Regions from separate parts of the Homo sapiens genome. Here region 2 is linked to region 1. Evidence: chromatin contacts called from ENCODE Hi-C or POLR2A ChIA-PET data. All regions are on one chromosome and are shown on one strand. The core of a region is the stretch at or near the end of the contact, and the rest is flanking DNA. Distances in the headings are between cores, read along the strand shown. Region 1 has its middle 26 kb from the start of LINC02604. Region 2 overlaps TMEM248 (transmembrane protein 248).

Region 1 (3,519 bases), core at 38-2,537:
ACAGTCATGTGCCATCATAGCCGGCTAATTTTTTGTATTTTTAGTAGAGACAGGGTTTCACCGTGTTAGCCAGGATAGTCTCGATCTCCTGACCTCAGGTGATCCACCTGCCTTGGCCTCCCAAACTATTGGGATTATAGGTGTGAGCCACCGCGCCCAGCCAAAGTCAGCTTTTTAAAGGGTTGCACAGCACTGCATATGCTACTTAAAATGAGATTATTATTCTTCATTCTTAGAATCCCAGTTAGTTTTATTGGTTGATAAATTCCCAGTTACTCGTACTCACAAGCACAACATTGATGATGAGTCTGACATATTTTTTTTTTCTTTTTTTTTTTAATTGATCATTCTTGGGTGTTTCTCACAGAGGGGGATTTGGCAGGGTCACAGGACAATAGTGGAGGGAAGGTCAGCAGATAAACAAGTGAACAAAGGTCTCTGGTTTTCCTAGGCAGAGGACCCTGAGGCCTTCCGCAGTGTTTGTGTCCCTGGGTACTTGAGATTAGGGAGTGGTGATGACTCTTAAGGAGCATGCTGCCTTCAAGCATCTGTTTAACAAAGCACATCTTGCACCGCCCTTAATCCATTCAACCTTGAGTGGATACAGCACATGTTTCAGAGAGCACAGGGTTGGGGGTAAGGTCACAGATCAACAGGATCCCAAGGCAGAAGAATTTTTCTTAGTACAGAACAAAATGAAAAGTCTCCCATGTCTACCTCCTTCCACACAGACACGGCAACCATCCGATTTCTCAATCTTTTCCCCACCTTTCCCCCCTTTCTATTCCACAAAACCGCCATTGTCATCATGGCCCGTTCTCAATGAGCTGTTGGGTACACCTCCCAGACGGGGTGGTGGCCAGGCAGAGGGGCTCCTCACTTCCCAGTAGGGGCGGCCGGGCAGAGGCGCCCCTCACCTCCCGGACGGGGCGGAGTCTGACATCTTTTCGTAACTCAAGAATCATTAGTATGACTGCCCCATGGAGGCATACTGCTCTCTCTCAGGTTTATTTCAATAATAAAACCTTTGGAAATTTTAATAGTGAAACCTACTTAAGGCCCTTTGCTCAAGAAGTCAGAATCACTGATCACTGCAATTACTCCCATGGCAGCTATAGAGCAACTTAACAGGATAATAGTGAATAAGATAAATTACACTTCAGATTCTTAATGGATTGATGTGCAAAAGTATATAAGGGAAGATGAGTGTGGGAGAGGAGTGCCTTTCAAATTTCTGCACACAGCAATAAAATAGGGAACTGGGCCATTGTAGCCATTACTGTTAGGGATTAGTCATCTAGTAACAAGCTCTGGGGCTCAGTGGTGGGTAGCACATCCTGTTTATTATAGACAACAAATTGGGTTAATTCTCTTGTTTGTGTGTCTCTGTGGAGGGGTTGGAAATTCTAGGTGATTTGCTAATTGTCTGATTTAGAATACTCCCCTTTCTACTAAATAATTAGTGTCTTTGGTGTGAAAATAGGGAGGCAGACCAGTTTTACAAATAGCTGCTGGCCTGGAGAATAACAGTTTCTACCAAGTGAGTGGTTAAAAAAGGCAGCCTGGAAAAATAACTGTGGGATGGTAAGTGTTTCTTATTTTCAAGGCTAACATAAGTTCTTCCTATGTGTTGGGGATGGAGGAGGGGATGGGTCGGTTAAGAAGTGAGTACAGTGCTTGCTTTTGCTTTGAGTGTCCCTCAATTTGTGTTTAGGAAAGAAGAGTGAGTATGTGGTTATATGGGTAGGGGGTGGGCCAGGGAAGGGGCCCAAGGTAGGAAATTCAGGAGACTTCACTGTAGTTCCACCCTTAGGGATATCCTTGGCACCTGGTCACATTATGGATGCCTCACCGTCTGCTGGGTATCAATTTTTTTTTTCTTTAGAGATGGAGTTTCACTCTTGTTGCCCTGGCTGGGGTGAAATGGTGCAATCTTGGCTCACTGCAATCTCCACCTCCTGGGTTCAAAGGATTCTCCTGCCTCAGCCTTCCGAGTAGCTGGAATTACAGGCATGTGCCACCACACCTGACTAATTTTGTATTTTTACTAGAGACGGGCTTTCTCCATGTTGGTCAGGCTGTTCTTAAACTCCCGACCTCAGGTGACCTGCCCGCCTTGGCCTCCCAAAGTGCTAAGATTACAGGCGTGAGCCACCTCGCCCAGCCAATCACAATTTTAAAAAACCACCATAGCCTAGTTAATGATGCTTATTAGCTTATTGCCACTAATCATTGTGCACACTCACTTCCTATATCAGAGTCTTTAAACTGCCCAATTTTTTTTTTTTTTCAGATGGAGTCTTGTTCTGTCGCCCAGGCTAGAGTACAGTGGCACAATCTTGGCTCACTGCAACATCTGCCTTCTGGGTTCAAGGGATTCTCGTGCCTCAGCCTCCCGAGCAGCTGGGATTGCAGGCATCCACCATCACGCCCAGCTAATTTTTGTATTTTTTAGTAGAGACGGGGTTTTACTATGTTGGTCAGTCTGGTCTCAAACTCATGACCTCAAGTAATCTGCCCACCTCCGCCTCCCAAAGTGCTGAGATTACAGGCGTGAGCCACCGTGCCCAACTTAAACTGCCCAATTTTAAGGGAACAATTGGGAAAACACTTGTTTAAAAAGGAAATGAAGGAGTTGCCACGATTGTGGTTAGCTGTGTGAAGACCCTAGAAAACCTATGTAAACTCCTGGGGGCTCACAGTCTTACTGCCTGGTCAAGAACCTTAGAAAACTTAGATGTACGTGTTAGGAGACCAGGTCTGAAAGCTCCCAGGGTTGTATAAACTTCTATACTAAGTTCCATGATACCCGATGGGTAGTCCCACATTTAGACATGCTATTGCTATTGCTGCTTCCTTCCTTATCATGAAAAGAGCAGAAGATGCAGACAATACATGAAGCAGGAAGACAAAGGGGAGACACTGAACTTGTCACCTACCTTTGGGTGCCCCTCATGCTTCATGTTTCCCATTGAGCCTCACTTATCAGTGACACAGGGAATGGTCCCTTTGCTGTCCACTTTCCCCGTGGCTGCCTGGAGGTAGGAGAGGCAGATCGTGTCACTTGCCGAGATTATGTTGCTGTGGATTCGTTGGAGGGACAGGAACAGGAAATCTTCCTGGTGGTGTATGTATCACTGGGGCTCACAGGGGTACTTTTTAATCTTCTCACTGGCCTCTGATTCTGTGACCCTGGTTATTATATGTTCAGAAAGTGTCAGCTTATTTGAAAGTGATACTCTTATTTTCTATTTAAACACTGCCAAAGACCATCACGCTTTTTTTTTTTAATTGAAACATTTTGGTATTTTTTATTTTTTGGAGATAGTCTTGCTCTTTCATATGAACATGAAGGGACTCATCGTCCTTCCCCTGCAGTATGTCTTTAATTTAATAACATGTCAATGAAGGGTCATGTCTGAATGAATTATAGAAGTTCAGGACCTAAAAAAGGAAGGTCCCAGAAACCGGGCTTTGGTTTATTTCTACTACTACACTTGCTATTGAAACTAAGCAGGC
Region 2 (3,304 bases), core at 667-3,166, 69 kb after region 1:
TGTGCTGCGGTGCCACACTGGGGTCTTACCTGTATTCCCGCAGTGGGAGACAGGCGCTGCTTAACACCCATTTCTCTTTCTTTCACTTTCCCAAAGGATTGGAATACTTTTCTGCTACGGTTCAATGATTTGGACTTGTGTGTATCAGAGAATGAAACCCTCAAGCATCTCACAAACGACACCACAACTCCGGAAAGTACAATGACCAGCGGGCAGGCCCGAGCTTCCACCCAGTCCCCCCAGGCCCTGGAGGACTCGGGCCCGGTGAATATCTCAGTCTCAATCACCCTAACCCTGGACCCACTGAAACCCTTCGGAGGGTATTCCCGCAACGTCACCCATCTGTACTCAACCATCTTAGGGCATCAGATTGGACTTTCAGGTATGCAGTAGCCACTCTCCACTCAGGCTCCTTAGGCAACCACTGTTACAAAAAGAGGATGCACCGTGTATGTTTTTACTGACTATATTGTACTAGATTGTAGTCTTGCGCGTGTCTTTTTTTTGTTGAGTTTGAACTACATGAACCATTTCTGTTCCATCGTTACATGGTAAAGTACCTGGCTAGAAGTAGTTTCTCAAAAGCCTGTAGGAATGAGAAACTGTGAGAAAACTGTTAAGGCCTGTCTAATATTTACAAACATGTAATTTTAATTCAGGCTTGTCCTGTTGGAGTTTTCATTACTTACTACACATCTTCTATTGCTATTAGTTTACATATTTTTTAATGGCCATTGTTAGTCTGGCACTGTGCTAAGCTGCTGGGAAGAACTAGAAAATGACTAAGATGGCTGGGTGCAGTAGCTCATGCATGTAATCCCAGCACTTTGGGAGGCCGAGGTGGGTGGATTGCCTGAGCTCGGGAGTTTGAGACCAGCGTGGGCAACATGGTGAAACCCCATCACTACTAAAATACAAAAAATTGGCCGGGCGCGGTGGCTCACGCCTGTAATCCGAGCACTTTGGGAGGCCAAGGTGGGCAGATCACAAGGTCAAGAGTTTGAGACCAGCCTGGCCAATATGGCAAAACCCCGTCTCTACTAAAAATACAAAAATTAGCCGGGCGTGGTGGCAGGCACCTGTAGTCCCAGCTACTCGGGTGGCTGAGGCAGGAGAATAGCTTGAACCCAGGAGGCAGAGGTTGCAGTGAGCTGAGATTCATGCCACTGTGCTCCAGCCTGGGCGACAGAGGGAGACTCTCTCTCCAAAAAAAAAAAAAAAGAAGTCAGCTGGGCATGCAGGCATGGTGGTGCGCACTTGTAGTCCCAGCTACTCAGGAGGCTGAGGCAGGAGAATTGTTTGAACCCAAGACGTGGAGGTTGCGGTGAGCCGAGATTGCACCACTGCACTCCAGCCTGGGCGACAGAGCGAGACTCCATCTCAAAAAAAGAAAAGAAAAGACAATGCCTAAGATGGGCCCGTGCGCAGTGGCTCACGCCTGTAATCCCAGCACTTTGGGAGGCCGAGGTGGGTGGATCACTTGAGGTCAGGAGTTCAAGACCAGTCTGGCCAACATGGTGAAACCCCATCTCTACTAAAAATGCAAAAAAATTAGCCAGGCGTGGTGGCAGGCGCCCGTGATCCCAGCCACTCTGGAGGCTGAGGTGGGAGAATCACTTGAACCCTGGAGGCGGAGGCTGCAGTGAGCCAAGATCATGCCACTGCACTCCAGTCTAGGCAACAGAGTGAGACTTCACCTCAAAAAAAAAAAAGGCCTAACATTTGGTCTCTTCCTTTTGGAATTTTGGGGTTATGGAAGAGACAAAGATAAACGTGAGTTAATGTTTATCAAGCACTTACAATAGTTCCTGCCACAAAGGAAATGCTACGTAAGTGCTTGATAAGGGATATGAAAAAATACATACTTATAAAATGTGGAGCACTGCCCTTTGACCAGTACTAAACCCATGACAGACTGTAAGTGTTGCAGGAGAAGGGCTAGAAGGCAGTGGAAGCTGGAATAATCAGGAAAGGCTTCATATGGGACACCTGGGCCTTGGAAGAATAACCTTTTGTTCTTTGGTTACCAAAAGGCTTTTTAAAAATTGCTTAGGCTAGATGCAGTGGCTCATGCCTGTAATCCCAGCACATTGAGAGGCTGAGGCAGGAAGATTGCTTGAGCTCAGGTGTTGAAGCCCAGCCTGGGCACATAGCAAACACCTGTCTTTATGAAAAAATTAAAAAAATTAACCAGGTGTTGTGGCGTGCACCTGTAGTCCCAGCTACTTGTGAGGCTGAGGTGGGAGGATTGCTTGAACCTGGGAGGTCGAGGCTACAGTGAGCTAAGATTGTACCACTGTACTCCAGCCTGGGCAATAGAGTGAGACCCTGTCTCAAAAAAAAAAAAAAAAAAAAACAAGAAACAAATAAAAAGTCCTTCAAGGAATTTAAGTGCCCACCAGCCTCCTATTGGCTGTTAGAGGTGAGAATATTCCCATAATAATCAAGGTATGGGTGACTTCTGGGTTTTCCATGTAGCAAGTGGACCTGTTGCTTATGGCATGGCATAAGGACACCTTCGGGATTTTTTGTTGTTATTTTGAGATGGAGTCTCACTCTGTCGCCCAGGTTGGAGTGCAGTGGCACAATCTTGGCTCACTGCAACCTCTGTCTCCCGGGTTCAAGCGACTGTTCTGCCTCAGACTCCCGCGTAGCTGGGATTATAGGTTCGTGACACCATGCCCAGCTAATTTTGTATTTTTAGTGGAGACAGGATTTTACCATGTTGGCCAGGCTGGTCTTGAACTTCTGACTTCAAATGATCCGCCCGCCTCAGCCTCCCAAAGTGCTGGGATTACAGGCATGAGCCACCACGCTTGGCTATTTTTTAATTTTAATTTTATTTTAATATTTTAATTTTTTATTTTAATTTAATTTTTATTTAAAATTTTATTTTAATTTTGAGACTGGGTCTTGATCTGTCGCCAGGCTAGAGTGCAGTGGTGTGATCATAGCTCACTGCAGCCTCAAACTCCTGGGCTCAAGTGATCCTCCCTAGTACCTGGGACCACAGGTGTGCACCAGTACACCTGGCTGATTTTTAAAACTTTTTTGTAGAGACAGAATCTTGCTGTCATGTTCAGGCTGGTCGTGAATTCCCGGCCTCAAGCAATCCTCCTGCCTCAGCCTTCTAAAGTCAAAGTGCTGGGACTACAGATGTGAACCACTGTGCCTGGCAATACGTTGGTTTTAGTTTAAGCTTCATCACTTGCCTTTCTTAACTCTGAAACCCTCTGACCTCTGTTTGTTCATATGTAAAAGGGGAACAGCTGCACTTCTTCAGTCATGTTCATGGGAGAGTAGT

The links. A loop is a pair of places that touch in the nucleus more often than their neighbours do. ChIA-PET counts read pairs that join two places held with the same protein, here RNA polymerase II (POLR2A). Pooled maps may share reads with other maps.
Region 2: POLR2A ChIA-PET joins it to region 1 with 12 read pairs in Panc1. The contact joins two enhancer-like sites. A Hi-C loop is called at or near these places in 1 of 50 pooled maps. POLR2A ChIA-PET finds 5 or more read pairs at or near these places in 3 of 52 experiments (Panc1, activated CD4-positive, alpha-beta T cell and common myeloid progenitor, CD34-positive).

Annotation. Positions count from the first base shown.
Region 1 is chr7:66,876,449-66,879,967 of GRCh38, forward strand. It overlaps the pseudogene GTF2IP23. Among named protein-coding and RNA genes, the nearest start is that of LINC02604, 26 kb to the right of the region's middle. Within about 2 kb of position 1,288, at least 2 of the 41 ENCODE cell types and tissues checked have a DNase peak (open chromatin) inside an H3K27ac peak, as active enhancers do.
Region 2 is chr7:66,944,880-66,948,183 of GRCh38, forward strand. TMEM248 (transmembrane protein 248) reads left to right here. Exons shown (of 7, transcript NM_017994.5): 3 at 97-382. Among named protein-coding and RNA genes, the nearest start is that of TMEM248, 25 kb to the left of the region's middle. Within about 2 kb of position 1,917, at least 4 of the 41 ENCODE cell types and tissues checked have a DNase peak (open chromatin) inside an H3K27ac peak, as active enhancers do.